Linked DNA regions of Homo sapiens: region 2 is linked to region 1. Evidence: read pairs that join two places in POLR2A ChIA-PET (ENCODE). Cell type or tissue: PC-3. All regions are shown on one strand.

Region 1 (8,000 bases):
GCAACACAGCTCATCAGTTTCATAAACAGAGATAGTGCTTTTGAAAAAGAGACTTGAAATATCCAAATCATACATGTTTTTTATTTGACTTTAAAATGATTACCTTGGGACGGGGACACAGCAGTTATCAAAGAGCGACTTTTTAACAGATGCTGGGGTTTTCCTAGATTTCTCACCAGCAAGGTTACTGCAAGATTGTCCCTATCCCATTTGAAGTCACTACTAATAGCTCAGTCTGTCTTCCTCAAGTAAGAATCAGCTAAGCCTAATGTACTGAGTGTATCAACTCCAGATCTTCCCATCTCCTTGTTCCTCAAATATTGATTGAACACCTACTCTATACCCAGCACTTTCCTGGGTGCAGGGAGTACCAGAATGAAGACAGTTCTGTGCTCTAGTCCCTGGAGACCTCACCACCCATAGCCTGTTATTTCTATGAAGTGTTAAGTTCCTTAACTACAAATTCCCACCAAGGGAATTAGGAGGCTTCACCACCAAGGATGGGGAGGGATGACTGAAACTATGAGAAACAAGAGAAGTGGCAGTCACGTTTACGTGGGGGAGTCAGGAAAGGCTTTGGGGGCAGTGAAAAAAAAAGTAGGATTTACATGCAGATAGGCAAGGATAGAGCATTTTAGGTGACAGTATGACAATCCATGCAAGCTAGTGTTGACAGAGGGAACTTTTTAAATAACTTTATGAGGTATAATTTATGTACAACAAACTGCACTCAAAGTGCACGATACGGTGTGTTTTGACAGATGCATAACCCCATGAAACCAGCACCACAGTCACAATACAGGACACTTCTTGGCTCCCAAGAGTTTCCTACTGTACGTTTGCAACTGGATGCAGGGTATGTTTTAGTGCAGATAATGTGCCCCTTTCAACACAAGAACATTTTGATTTGGCTTTTTTTGTTACCAAGTAAGATGCACCAGGCACCCTGATCTTTAGGTCTGAGTCCATATGCTAGTAGACCCAGGTCCAGGGGGCCCGCCCCATTCCCAGAGAGGCCGTGGTCTATCATTGGAGAAATCGTGACTGCAGAGGTTCAGTCCTGACGCACATACAGGTCGGGGAAGCGGGGGGGCAGTGGAGAGGAAGGCAGGGCCAGGTTATCGAGGATCCCGGACAGCGTGCAGCAGAATTTAGATTTTAACCTATTGGCAAGAAGGAGCCCACTGGAGATTGTGACCGGGAAGTGATAGAATCAGATTTGTACATTAGAAAAATCACTCCTGGGACCTGGGTCAAAATGGTCAAAATGAGAAGTGATGAGGACTGACTTAGGGCAGTGGCGGTGGAGGGGGGATGGAGAGGAAATAATGCGGTCAGAATCCAGAAGGCGGAATCAACAGAGCTGGGACAATCCTTTGGGCACAGGATGTAATAAGAGAGAGAAGAGTTATTCATAACTTCCAGGCTGATTGTGTGGTCAGCCAGGCAGTGCCTTTTATGGAGGCCGTAAATCTGGGTAGGTAGAGTGATTTAGGAGGAAATATGTTTAATTTTGGGCTCCTATGTCTGTGGGATACACTAGTAAGAGATGTCTAATAGTTGGGTCTGTGGGTCCAGGGGTCTGGGCTGAATATTTGAGGGTCTTTAGCATTTGAGTGACACTTCACCTAAGAAAACTGACTCAGAGCCTTCCAGAGTGCAAGGCGCTGTGCTAGAAATGCAAAGGTAAATGCCAGTACTGTCTGGGAGGCATTCTCTGACCCCTAGACCAGGTCAGGGCCTCCTGATTTGGGTTACGTTAGTATCTGGTGTTACATTTTTTGTCTGTCTTCTCCACAATACTGTAAGCTTTGTTAGGCTGGAACTAAGGTCTGTTCTTTGCTGTATCCTCAGCCCCTATCACAGGACAGGGTGCCTCGTAGAAGCTCAGCACATACGTTCAACCTTGTCAGCTGAATGCCACCCCAGCCACGCACGACTAGGGGGTCCTTCTAGGGACAGCAGTGATGTAAAGAGGATGTAACATTGCGGGGCCAGAAGTGCCGATACCGGAGGCTCAGGCAGCTGAGGGGCACAGAGATAGCAATGGGAGGCTGCACAGTGTTCATTCAAGCCAGGACTTAAAGGGTGAGGAAGAGTTCTCCAGTCAAACAGAGAGGGAAGAACATTCTATGTCCATGGGTACAACATACATAAGTGCACAGAAGAGTGAAATGAGGCCGGGCCTGGTGGCTCACACCTGTAATCCCAACACTTTGGGAGGCCAAGGCGGGCGGATCACCTGAGGTCAAGAGTTTGAGACCAGCCTGACCAACATGGAGAAACCTTGTCTCTACTACAAATAACACAATTAGCTGGGCGTGGTGGCGCATGCCTGTAATCCCAGCTACTCAGGAAGCTGAGGCAGGAGAATCGCTTGAACCTGGGAGGTGGAGGTTTTGGTGAGCTGAGATCGCACCATTGCACTCCAGCCTGGGCAACAAGAGCGAAACTCCGTCTCAAAAAAAAGAAAAAAAAAAAAAAGAGTGAAATGGTTGTGTGTGACCAGAATAAGAGGCTGCGATTCAGGAGGATGAGAACTGGCAGGAGATGTAGCTTGGGGTGTAATTGGGACCACTGTAATGGGGTTAGGACTTTGTTCTTTATGAAACAGGAAGTGAGTGGAGACTTTGAAACAAGATAGTCATACGATCCTATGACATTTTTAGGATGAAATCTCTGGGGATAGAATACAGAGATGATGAAACCTGCCCCCTGAAAAATGCAGTTTTCGCCAGCGCCCCAGTGATTCTCCTGTGGGTCATCCAGAGAGCTTACCTGGAGGAACAGCCATGTGGGTGGAGGCTGGGGTGAGAGGAGGCTGGTGGCAGCGGTGTGGATGGAGGCTGGGGTGGGGGAGGCTGGCGGCAGTGGTGTGGGTGGAGCCTGGGGTGAGGGGAGGCTGGTGGCAGCCGTGTGGGTGGAGGCTGGGGTGAGGGGAGGCTGGCAGCAGCGGTGTGGATGGAGGCTGGGGTGGGGGAGGCTGGCAGCAGTGGAGGCACCTCGGGAGGCAGGGACAAGGATAGCAACTGAGTGCTGGTAAAGGCCACCCTGCTAAGTAGCCAGAAAGTTTGCAGAACCTTCTTTTGAGGGATCTGAAGTTCAAGTTCTCAAATGCTCCAGATCCTCAGTGTTCAAGAACCTCAGGAAGCTTCGCAGTCCTGCCTCGTGCCTGCTTGAACAGCTGGATGTGGGCAGGAGGCTGTGGGAGCGGGCCATGCCAGCAGAATCCCGCCTTACTCTGGGGACTTACTCTTGTCACAGCCCCTGGTGTCCTGAGGGTCATTTCAGTGTCATGTGAGTATTACTGTGGCTATTGGAAAGGATTTGGTACGAGTTTATTTGAGAAGTTAGGAGCTTTTTTTAAAAAAAAAAATTATCTTTGATAAATTTAGTAGAATATTTTGAAAGTACTTTTTGGACAGTAATGAATGAACAAATTGCTCCTGAACTAGAAGGAGGGATCTAAACACATCATCTAAGTACAACAGTATGTCTGAAAAATATCTCTGCTTGTCTTTTATTTGCCCTTTAAAGTCTGTGCAAACAAATGTGAACAGCCTCAGGACTCTAAGAATAATATTTTTCTATGGATGTGTATGGACAGATAAACAAAACCCCAAGGGAGAAAAAACTTCTATTTAAATAAAAATAAAGATCCCCTACAGCTCCATCCTCCTTTGCTCACTGGGTTTGCTGTATTTCATTTTGAGATAAAAGTAGTTTGGATGATTAACAGTTGAACAAAAAGAAAGTATTTGTGTCTGTCTAAATCTATCTCTATCAATGTAATCTATCTTATTTCTCTAATCTTATCTATCTGTCTTATCTATCGACCTAACTGTCCATCTGGTTTTGAATATTCCGTATTCCAGCCATAAGTAGTAGATCTTTTGCATCCCTGGGGTTAATGGTTCCTTGAGCAGACACTGACACTGTGCCGTTCGGGATCCCGTGGGGAAAACACCCTCTTCCTCACTGGTCAGTGATACCCTGTGCTCACAGCTCTACTCCCCCTCGGAATCTCCTGTCTGAAGCCCCTGTAGGACTCTGGGATCCTCCGAATCGGCCCTCTCCAGCTCCAAGCACACTGGGATCCTTGCCGCAGGAGGTTGCTGTTGGCTTCTGCCCATGCTGTGGGTCAGGATCTGCAGCCAACAGGCGTGGGAGCTTAGGAAGGCACCTGGTGGTTTCTCGGTAGGAAAATAGTGTGGAGTGTGTGCAATCATGTTTGAGGAAGCGTCATGAGAGGGTCACTGTCTCTGTGGTAGTGTCCTTAGGGAACCGTCTTTGCCTGGATCCTGGGGTCAGGTTTGGCATGAACTCTGAACTTCCTCCCTCCGCAGGATCTTCAGTAGAAAGGTCCTGTCCTGAGGAAATGCTCAGAGGCACTTCTCTTGCTGAGGAAGCCTGCCTGGATGTGTGTTTTTGTCCTCATGGAGATGCACATGACAAATTGTGTGCAATGCCTCAGCACAGCCCAACAGGTTTTTTCTGTTTACACTTAACTAGCCTACGACAGCGGGAGGAAACCTTAAATATTTCCTTTTCTTCCCACAAACGCTTTATCTAATAAAACAAAATTACTGCAGATGAAGCAGGGAGTGATTTAAATCGTCATTTAAATCAAGGACCTGATTTGGTTTGGCCTCCCTGGGGGACCTTTTAGCTTGTGCTATGCTGATAACGTCTCTACAGACTAAACCGACCAGAGCAGAAGGCAGGGTGGCAGTGCCCGTGGTGGGGTGGACAGCGTGGGGGCCGGCAGTGTCAGTCACTGAGTGCTGGGTTGGCCCCTCACTCCTCCATATTTCTGTACCAGTAAAATAGGTTGAAACTGACATCGAGGGCAGCTTCAAGAAGGTGGGGAGAGACCACGAGGGCAGTAATGCAGAGGCTGTCACCCTCTGGAGCTACTGCTCGGGGACTGAGAAGGAATTCAGTCTTGAATACATGTTAACCTCAGTTCCCGCTCCTTATCTGGACTGGCTGGCTCCCTTCTGCGCCAAGAATCTGAAGCCCAGCTCTGTAAAGCAGCAATTCCCAACTATTTTCCCCCTAAAATACACGAGACGCACTCCCATGGGGCCTATCTAGATTGCAGGCTGCGGCACAGATAAATCAGGCTGTGGGTTGGGCGCAGTTCCCAGTAAAACCCCACTTCTTTCTCTCCCACTCAAGAAAGCAGACCTCCATACGCGTAAGTGGGAGATGGTGCTCTGTCGCCCCAGCCCTTGGCGGGGGACTCGGCCTGTAAAAGCTGCCAAATAAATATTTACTAAGTGAAAGATAGCCCTGAATCCACACTAATTTGTATTTTTTTAAAGTCATTCATAAACTTTAGCATTTTAACTATTAGTTAGTAATTAATCCCAATAAACCGGCAGGATTTTGTGATTGTGAAACTGCTGCAATGCGTTGGTCAGCAGGAATATTTGTTAGCATTTTTATGGGCTCTTAAAGTCGTCTTAGCTGTGTTACTGATAAAGCCAGCCACAGGCTTTATCAGTCCTGCCGTTGGCTGTCAGCGCTGCCTGGATAAACTCCTCATCCTTCCCGGGAAGAAACTTCTAGCAATGCTTAAGCAGGAGGCCAGGGAAGAGAGAATCTTGATACTGCCTGCTCACCATAGGCCCTCTGGGGGCCTGCCCTGTGTGGACAGATGCTTCATTTCATGATCGTATACAAATCGAGAGCAAGAGTCTCCTAGCCGCGCTGAGCGTGGGGCACTTGCCACCTCACTGCTGTTGGAACTCTGGAGTTGGGGCCAAAGGATGTAGCCCCTCCTCGGGGGAGGGCAGTGGGGTCAGGTGAAGATTCAAGAGCTCCTCTTTGCCTTGTCATCTAGTTGTCCTATTCTGGAGGAATTTTAAATAAGGATTTAAAAAAAAAAAAGGACTTATGTATTATTTTAAAGAGCAGCCTTGAATAGGCAGGCATATTTTAGTAAAAATAATTTTTTAACCCTGCGGTGTGAAGACTGCCAGTCAAATACAGTGATGGTCATTATCACTCACCTGCCCCCGCCCCCAGGCTGGAGGAAACAGAGTGCAGAGTTAGAATGCTTCTGGAGCATTCATGGCTGCCGGGAGATGCCCGAGAGGACGTTGAGGGCAGGGCAGGGTGAGCAGGGAGCTAGCTCACCTTAGGAGTGCAGAGACCATCCCAAGCAGGGTCTGCAGACACTGACTTCAGGTGACCAGGCATGGAGATGGCAGGTGAAACAGGTAAGTATGCCCCAAAAATGATGGGAAAGAGTGAACTGGGATCACTTAGAAATCGGAAGCAATACAACAAAGGCTAAACATATTTGAGTAGGAGTTCAGGGTAGACACGCTCTTGGATATCAAGAGCATAAACAGAGGAGCTAACAAAAACACTGCAGAGAAGCTCCATCGCCCCCTGTAGTTACCCCACCTAGCGTGGCTGGGAGAAGCTGATACTTCTTTTCTCCGTGGATTCAGGGGCATTTCCCACCTATTTTAGGTATGCCAGTTTGACACAATGAACTTTAGACGTAACATTTCATAACTGCGATATAATTTCCTTCTGTTTTTAGGCCTTGAACAAAATTTTCTTTAATGGGAAAGCACACATTTTATACTGAATTCTAATTATGTTCATCTTGTTTTTTGAATTATTTAGCTACCTCTAATAGAGAGTCTGAAAGATGATTACATTCCACAGTACTAACATTTTCAATGGCCCTGAAAGACGTGAGATGCATTGCTGCTACTATTTTATCAAATTATTGTTTCTAAAATGCTGTTTTACTCTTCTAGTAGGAAGAGTGACTTTTAAAACAATGGATATTGGCTGGGCGTGGTGGCTCACACCTGTATTCCCAGCACTTTGGGAGGCCGAGGTGGGTGGATCACCTGAGATCAGGAATTTGAGACCAGTGTGGTCAACATGGTGAAACCCCATATCTACTAAAAATACAAAAATTAGCCAGGCATGATGACAGGCGCCTGTAATTCCAGCCACTTGGGAGGCTGAGGCAGGAGAATACTTGAACCTGAAGGCAGAGGTTGCAGTGAGCCGAGATCGCGCCACTGCACTCCAGCCTGGGTGACAGAGCAAGACGCCGTCTCTAAAATAAAATAAAACAATGGATAGTTTGTCCAACATGGTATGTTAAAAGCGCAGAGAAGCTGAAGAATGATGATGAAGACTAAAATAACGATGATAAGCAAAGAACTAAGCAGGCATCTGTGCAGTGATTCAGGAGGGGTGTCCATGAGGGGCGGCTTCGGAGCAGCTCTCCCTGTAACTTATCTCACAGTTCCCTCCTCCTTTAAGGAGTCAGACCACGGTGGGCTTTGCTTTAGAGACATGCCACTGTGTGCTTTGTTGCTCGTGACTATCCCTTCACCTTTCTAGAGGTGCTCGTCTTCATGTAAAGTCGGGTGAAGCTTTTTCACTCCTGGAGAAAAGCTCTTACAACATTTTTGGGACAAGGAGCAGGTGTGCCTCAGCGAGCCTGTCATTATCTGGGGAGGGGGCTCCAGATAACACACTTCTACTTGCTTTCTTTAGGGAAACGACATGGTCTCCTCCTGTAACACTCCCCAAAAGAAGTATGAAAGCCGACATAAAATACGAATATGATCTTTGCATTAAGTATTAAATATAATACCTTCAATGTAGTATTTGTGCTTCTCTCTATCCAGTTCTCAGTTGTTTAGGGATCTTCTGAGGGCAAACCAAAAATGTCAGTAAAGCAAAAATATATCAATAAGGCATCATACTGACGAAAACAAAACCAGAGGTTTTAAAAAATAATCTGGGCCGGGCACGGTGGCTCACGCCTGTAATCCCAGCACTTTGGGAGGCTGAGGTGGGTGGATCACCTGAGGTCAGGAGTTCAAGACCAGCTATGGTCAACATGGTGAAACCCCGTCTCTACTAAAACACAAAAATTAGCCGGGCATGATGGCGCACACCTGTAATCCCAGCTACTCGAGAGGCTGAGGTGGGAGAATCGCTTGAGGGGAGTG
Region 2 (8,000 bases), 660 kb before region 1:
GGCCCTAAATATGCAAATGAGAGCTGAAGGTTTTTAAAAGGTAGAAAGGAAAAGGGCAAGGGCTTCCACCCCTGCTTTAAAATGATTTATTTATTCTCTGCTTGTATTTCTTGTGGAGAGAGTAAGGATAGAACCAACAAGGGGCTGAGTAGCTGAGAAAGGGGCCACCCAAGAGTGAAACATACTTTATACCAGAGGAGCAGTGGAGCCTCATGCAGCACATTATCATTTGTTATTTGGGTTTAATAATAATTTTGACATCTTTTCACTCATACACAAAAAAAGTCAGAACTGGTGTTATTTACTGTTGATTTCATCCTCCTGTGTATGAAATAACAAGCCTAGAGGAATGAACTAGTGCTACTGAACTGTTTAAATTATTTTTGTGTTAATAGTACACTTTGAGTATCTTTTTCCACATTAAAAACTTTCTGAATTATAAATGTTTTCCTTACATTATTTAACAATGTACACTGTTAAAAATAAAAATAAAAATTCAAACTTTGGGGGTTTCTCAGCAGCCGTTAATTGTACATTTTGCACTAACTCTGGGTGTTGCGCTTCTTGTAAGATTGCGCTTTGTGCTTCAGTTTGTTACCTTTGTAGACTTATTTAATGAAACCATTCAAATAAACCAAACTTGCTTTTGTTGAGCTGTGGGGTTTCATTTCCAGAAGATTCCTTCACATTCTCACTGGCACTATTTTGAGTTAAGTGCAATTTATAACTGGATCCCTAATTCCTGGGAGCTCCTTTGCTGTCTCCTTAACTTCGAAAGGAATAGAAACGGTCGGCTGCCGGCTAGTACTTTCAGACTTCCTTATCTCAGGTTCACAGCTTCCCAAATGGGTCTGAGCCAAAAAATAGGAAGTCACTGCTTCAAGATTAGCCACAGCCCAGCCCAAAATAATACGTCTAAAAAAATTATTAAATTGGCTGGGCGCAATGGCTCATGCCTATAATTCTAGTACTTTTTACTTTGGGAGGCCGAGGTGGGCAGATCACTTGAGGTCAGTTTGAGACCAGCCTGGCCAACATGGAGAAACCCCGTCTCCTCTACTAAAAATACAAAAATTAGTCGGGCGTCGTGGTGGGTGTCTGTAATCCCAGCTACTCGGGAGCCTGAGGCAGGAGAATTGCTTGAATCCTGGCAGGCGGAGGCTGCAATGAGTCAAGATGGCACCGCTGCACTCCAGCCTGCGCTACAGAGCCAGACCCCCCCTCTCAAAAAAAAAGTTGTTAAACTGCAAACTTCATTATTTTGGGGGAAGAATTATGAAACATCTGAGCACTATGAAAAGCCAATTTATGGTCAAGGTGGGTTACATCTCACACCTGAAATGGGGAAGTAGAAACAGTTGCGTTTGAGCATCCCTAATTGAAATGCTCTGAGATCAGAAAATTTCTGAGCACTGACGTGATGCCAGAAGTGGAAAATTCCACACGTGACCTCGTGTGACAAGTCGCAAAGCACCAGGCATACAACAGTTTATGCAGCGACCCTAAGAGAAAAAAAAACCCAGCCCTCTTCAGCTGCAGTGTATCTTCTTATACAAAAACTCTGTTTCATGCACAAAATTATGTGTATGAGGCATATACACGAAACACAGGTGAATTCCACGTTCAGACTTGGGTCCCATCCCCAAGGTCTCATTATGTGTATACAAATATTCAAAAAATGCAAAACAATTCTGGTTTCAAGCATTTCAGATAAGCAATATATATATATTCTATTTTGTTAATAAGGTATACGATTTGCTTTCTCAAAAATGCCTTTTCTGGCCAGACACAGTGGCTCACACCAGTAATCCCTGTATTTTGTAAGGCAGAGGTGGGAGTATCACTTGGGCCCAAGAGGTTGTGGAGAGAGCTGTGTTTGCACCACTGAACTCCAGTCAGGGCAACACAGCCAGACCCCGTCTCAAAAAAAAAAAAAAAAAAAAAAACAAAAAACAGCCTTTTTTCGTGGTCTTAGATGATTATTTCCTTCCTTAGGAAAAAATGTCAGTCTTGAAACAATGCAGGATTGTAATGTCATAAATCCATAAATTATTTATATTAAATGAAGATTGTAGCCTGGATTGATACAAAGTAGTGAAAAGCACTGCTCCAACCTTTTTCCTGTCGTGATCCACAGTGCTTAATGTGGGCAACATTAAAGGCATGGACCGTAAAGGAAAGAAGGCAGACGTTATGCAAAACAACTGAATGTAGACAATTGCTGAGGCAGGTGCTTAGGACCAAGTCTGGCCTATATTGCTTGAGGGCAAGGAGCCATTGGTGATTCCTAAAATGTCCATCTTCATTAACATAATAGTTCAGTAATAAATAGTGGGAAGCCTCACAAGCCGAAGAAAAGGTATTCATCTGTCCAGAGCCTCTCCCTACTAGAGTGATGGACAAGCTTTTCAAAAGTGCTCAGCTCTAACTGCAGTGGGCTCTCAGTCAGATCCTCTTGATAAGGTTCAGAATGAAGCAAGATAAATCGCAATGACGTTCATTCTCCAGCAGCGATGAACAATTTCATGACCAAAAAGTAGTTTTCCAAAGTCCCTTTGTGACAGAGTCCAATTATGTGGCCTGAGCCTCAGTTAAGATGGATCATATTTCCTTTTCTTCATGTCCTGGCTCTTCCTATGAGATTCCCAGTTTCCTATGGAAGACAAAATGGCTTAAATGTAGCTGCCATAATTTTAAAATAAACTGACAGCTAATGATTTCTGGATTATATTAATGATCCTAATTTAGACTAAGCCCAAGAATGAGAATTACTGTTAGGAGGAAGGCAGATGATTCTCCTAGACCAAGTGGCCTCGTGCTCATGACAGACCTGCTGCTGGGAGGGACAGCTCTCCATGCAGTCGTTTCCGCTTCCTGCTATTATCAGGAGCTGAAAAGGGCTGCACCTGAAGTCAGGAGCCCAAAGGAAACGTTCTGGCTCTTAAATCAATTCTGTTCTACTTGCAGTACCATTCCCTAATAGAAGTTCCCGATTCTATCAAACTTTAAATGAAATGTCATCCTTCCTCAAAAATTCCCAGAATTAAAGCTAGGATCTCCCCTTAATTTTTGTGCCTAAACACCTCTCTGCTACCTGTTGTGCGTTGGTCAGCGCTATAAGTTTGGAGGTCCCAAGATCCAGATTTTGCTTGTGGTTTCTGGTGGCAAACGCTGTGTGGAGTCCTGTTCTGGGTCACCATCTGGTTGTTCAAGGCTAATGTGTCAGAGGTCTGGGCTGGGTCTGCTCTAGACGAGGGCTTGACCACACCATCCCCTGCATCGGGAGTCACAGCCCACTTTTCAGAGTTGTCTTCAAGAGTCTCTACAGAGGTCAAGGAAAAGTGCGTCATCAGCAAATAATGAAGTATTCTCACAGAAAGCACTGGAAAAACTGGCCCTCAGAAATTCCATGTCTTCAGTACCTTCTGAAAGTTTTTGGAATTTCTCTCCCCTCCCCCTAAAAGTACACTTCCCTTTGGTTAGGACCAAAGAGGAACTGGACATATGCTATCAGCCAGAACCCCCTCAACAAAACCACACGAAAATGAGGATTTTTATGTCGCCTAAAAGGTATTCTGTGGCTACTAGAAACATACAGCACAGTAGCTTACAAGCATTTCAAGGTATTTACTGATTAATTCTTGAGTCACTCCTGCAAGGAAGTCTTTCTCCAGGAGTGGTTCTGAGACAGTTACAGGAGTGCTGTGCGTCACAGGAGGGGCCGGAGGCGCTGCTACGGTTCACAGAGGAGAGAAAGGACAAGTCATCATCACATCACTGCATGGGATTTCAGAGCGTGGGTCCACTCCCCTCTTGTTAGAGGGAACACTCTCCGAAGCACAACACCGCTTAGGGCTGCGCTGCTTCTGCCAGTAAAAAGAACTTCAGCTTCCCGAGTCCCAGTCCTACCTACAGATCTGTCTGTGGTTTGAATTCTTCTCACCAGTGGGAAAAACAAGTTTCTTTCTCCTTTCACAGCAAAAGTAAAAGGTTTCTCACAGGCCATCTAATCCAGTGTCTGGCTCGCTTGTTAACAGCCATAACCCTTGCTCAAACAAAATCTTAAACTAAAATCTGACCAGGCACAGTGGCTCACACCTGTAACCCCAGCACTTTGGGAGGCCAAGGTGGGAGGATCGCTTGAAACCAGGAATTCGAGACGCCACCTCTACAAAAAATAAAATATCAGCGGGTGTGGTAGCATGCACTTGTAGTCCCAGCCACTCAGGAGGCTGAGGAAGGAGGATCACTTGAGCTCAGGAAGGTCAAAGCTGCAGTGAACCCTGATCCCGCCACTGCACTCCAGGCTGGGTGACAGAGCAAGACCCTGTCTGAAAACAAACCAACAAACAAAATCTTCAGCCAAAATCTGATGTGTGAAATGGATTAAAATAACAATGGCTCGGGTTGTCTGCCAAGGGGCAGGAAAGGCCTGGAGGGCAGCTTCCTCCACAATCTACCCGGGAGCTTCTGCAATGGTTAAGAAGCTAAACACCTGCAATAACTCAACAGTAAGGATATCCACAGGACAGGAAGTGGTTCTGTTTTGGTTTTTATGTTAATTTCAGCCTGTCGGTGCTGAGGGGCATATGAATGAACCAACCATGAAGCAAGTCCTCTGTGAATCTGCTTCACAATTTGTAGGGAAAAACTGGGCAAAAGCTCGATGGGTCTGAGACAAGCCCTTTCTCTGTTTCCACTCTCTGAGTAAGGACTACCTACCGCTGGATGGGCAGGAGAGAACAGGTGGGGAGACAGAGAAGAAAGAAAGAAGGCATCTGTATCACTATTCCCACTCAATCTGGACTCTGAAATAAACTAAAGTTGATAAATAATCTGCCAAAAGTTCCCGTTATTCTCAATCCCAATTTTGCCTTGTATTCGAAGATATCTCAGAAACACAAGGCTTGTTTTTTTTTTGTTTTGTTTTTGTTTTGAGACAGGGTCTCACTCTGTTGCCCAGGCTGGAGTGCAGTGGCACGATCTTGGTTCACTGCAACCTCTGCCTTCTGGATTCAAGCAATTCTGCCTCAGCCTCCCGAGTAGGGGGGACCACAGGCATGCACCACCACACCTGGCTAATTTTTATGTATTTTTAATAGAGACGGGGTTTCGCCATGATGGCCAGGCTGGTCTCAAACTCCTGACCTCACGTGATCCGCCCACCTTGGCCTCCCAAAGTGCTGGGATTACGGACATGAGCCACCGTGCCCGGCCAAGGCTTTCTAATGTAGAGATGGCCAAAGCATTCGAAGCAAAAAAAAGTTCTTTACCCTGAAATTTCTAATTCTAGAAGATTTTATCAAGGCCCACTTAGTTCCACGGGGGAAAAAAGAAATCATTGTCTTTAGAAACGGGAAAATGTACAGCAGATTTAAATATCTGAATTTCCTGGGCTCATCTCTCCTGCGTGTAGCTTGAGAGAAGTCCCAGCGAGGCCTGGTTTGGAGCCGGCCCAGGGTTACCGCAGAGAATCAGAAGACCCTGCGGCTACACTTCCTCCTGCAGACGCCTCCCAGGGCCCTGCTCCCACCCCTCGCTCACCCTCACTCTTCTCAGCTGACGGCGTGGAGACTCGAACCTGCTGCTTCTCCATCCGCTCCCGGAACTGCTGCTGCAGCTGCTTCTGCCGGAGCTTCCGCTGGTGCGTGGCCTCGCTCTCCACGGCGGATGAGCTCAGGCTTCTGCATGAGAGGGCGGCGGCGAGGACGGGCTCCTGAGCAACAGCCGCGGCTGCTGGGAGGACACGCACGGCTGGCTGGCTCTGGAGGCCTGAGTGGAGGCAGCCCCGTGACACAGGAGGGGCCGCAGAGGAAAGGAGGGGACTTAGGCCGCATACCGGGAGCTGCAGTCCTGGTCCGCCGGTATCACAGCATGGCTGGGTCTGGAAGGGGAGGTCACCTGCTGCAGCTGTGGGTGTCCCAGGGCCATGTTCGGTCGGCAGCTGTTGTATCTTGCCTCCTCCACAGACGGTTCAAGATCTTGTCTCTTCGCTTTAGTTAAATCCACTTCAAGAGGCAACTAGAAGGAAAGAAGAAAAACAAATTCCTTCAACTGGCTCTTGCCCTCCGCTGCTTCTCCCTGACTCACAGATTGCGATTCCTGGAAAATCGCATTTGACATCCTCCATCCATCACGCCTTCTAGGTCCTGTAACTCCATGAGCAGGAGGAGCCAAACAATTTCATGTTCTGTGTTAGTGAAGTTTTGATAAAAAGGAATCCTTCTTTGGTTTTGACTTAGGGCAGATGTTCTGTAAAATCGCATTTGAATCTTTCCTGGGCTGCTGGGTCTGTCTTTGCTGCCTCCTTGTCCTTTTTCCACGGAAATGAGCACACACAGTCTCTGTGGAGGTCTGTACCTTCCCAACCCTTTCTGCCAGGGCCACCCCTGCAAATCGCGCTCGTCACTGAGGGAGCCTCGGGCACGCTGTGGCATCACGAAGAACCCTTCAAACGACAGAGGGAAGAACCCTTGGGAGGCACGGACGCCGGCTGCCAGCCAAGGCTGCAAGGAATCTTCCAGAACGGGGCTGCTCTGCATCTCATCAACATGAGAAGGGACAGTCCTGTGCTGCGTGGCACAGGGCAAATGGTTTCATTTCCACACGGATTCCTACAGAAATCCAGAACATTTTTACTTGGGAAAACATCTCTCAATTCATAAAACTGATGCTGATGGAATAATTGTTTGAATATGAGGGATTAAGATGATTACATTTTGACCTGAAAATGAAAATTATAGTGCAGATTTCATGTCTACATTGAAAGATAAATGAGTAGTTTAAAAAGAAATGAGCTTTGGCCAGGCACGTTGACTCATGCCTGTAATCCCAGCACTTTGGCAAGCCGAAGCAGATCACTTGAGTCCAGGGGTTCAAGACCAGCCTGGCCAAAATGGCAAAAATACAAAAATACAAAAAAAAAAAATCGAAGGAACTCCTGAGTAACAGCCTGTCTCTACTAAAAATACAAAAAAAAAAAAAAAAAAATTAGCTGGGCATGGTGGCACACACCAACAATCCCAGCTACTCGGGAGGCTGAGGCAGGGAGAATCACTTAAACCTGGGAGACAGAGGTTGCAGTGGGCGGAGATCGCACCACCGCACTCCAGCCTGGGCGACAGAGCAAGACTGTGTCTCAAAAAAAAGAAACGAGCTTTGAAAAATATGAAAGACTGGCGATACCAAGTGCTGTCAAAGATACAGAACAATTGGAACTTACGCAATGCCACGTGGGGTGTGAATTAATACAACCATACAGGAAAACGGGAAGAACCTACTAAAACTAAACACGTACCTATCTTCTCCCCCAATAATTCCCAACAAAAATGAGTGCAACTGTACAGCAAAAGAATGCTAACAGCATCTCTAATCGAAACAGCCACAAGCTACAAAAACCAAAATGTCTACTAAGAAAAGACTAGAAAAATAAATTGCCACATACTCATGCAAAAGAAAATTATACAGCAATGAAACTGCTGCTCGTACCATGAATGAATCTCACAACCATGCTGAATTCAAGTAAGATACAAAGAGTTCAAACTGTAGGATTCCAAAAAAGTACATAACAATAAAAACAAATTGGTGGCTTTCTTTGTTTTTTGTTTTGTTTTTTGAGAGAGGGTCTCGCTCTGTGGCCCAGGCTGGAGTGCAGTGGCGTAATCACAGCTCACTGCAGCCTGGGCCTCCTAGGCTCAAATGATTCTCCCAGCCCAGCCTCCCAAGCAGCTGGGACTACAGGCGCCACCACCAGGCCCAGCTAATTTTTATTTTTATTTTTATTTTTATTTCGTACAGACAGGGTCCCACTATGTTGTCCTGGCTGGTCTCCAACTCTTGGGCTCAAGCAATCCTTCTTCCTTGGCCTCTCAAGTGGTGGGATTACAGGAGTGAGCCACCACACCCGGCCAATCTGTGTTGTTAAAAGCGGTTTGCTCAGAGTGGGAAGGAGGGCAGGGGATGGCAGTGACTGCAAGGAACACAGCTGGGCCTTCTCGGTA

Evidence for each region. ChIA-PET counts read pairs that join two places held together with the same protein. Peaks named below come from ENCODE experiments on the same cell type or tissue, not always from the same donor. Only the 100,000 strongest peaks of a DNase experiment are listed, where the experiment ranks them.
Region 2: POLR2A ChIA-PET joins it to region 1 with 10 read pairs; 2 of 35 experiments call an interaction of 5 or more read pairs at or near these places.

The regions. Positions count from the first base shown.
Region 1 is chr12:1,571,545-1,579,544 of GRCh38, forward strand. All of the region lies in intron 1 of FBXL14 (F-box and leucine rich repeat protein 14), which reads right to left. Among named protein-coding and RNA genes, the nearest start is that of FBXL14, 19 kb to the right of the region's middle. In PC-3, no CTCF peak of the experiment used is centred here; a DNase peak (open chromatin) is centred at 4,467; H3K4me3 peaks cover 918 bases; H3K27ac peaks cover 1,261 bases.
Region 2 is chr12:910,800-918,799 of GRCh38, forward strand. It overlaps WNK1 (WNK lysine deficient protein kinase 1), which reads left to right. Exons shown (of 28, transcript NM_018979.4): 28 at 1-653. RAD52 (RAD52 DNA repair protein) reads right to left here. Exons shown (of 12, transcript NM_134424.4): 8 at 5,840-6,021; 9 at 5,545-5,684; 10 at 3,632-3,733; 11 at 3,095-3,322; 12 at 937-2,653. The coding sequence ends at 2,592. Among named protein-coding and RNA genes, the nearest start is that of RAD52, 35 kb to the right of the region's middle. RefSeq lists enhancers at 3,047-4,246, 3,653-4,153, 4,154-4,654. In PC-3, no CTCF peak of the experiment used is centred here; DNase peaks (open chromatin) are centred at 3,362 and 3,702; H3K4me3 peaks cover 1,174 bases; H3K27ac peaks cover 4,972 bases.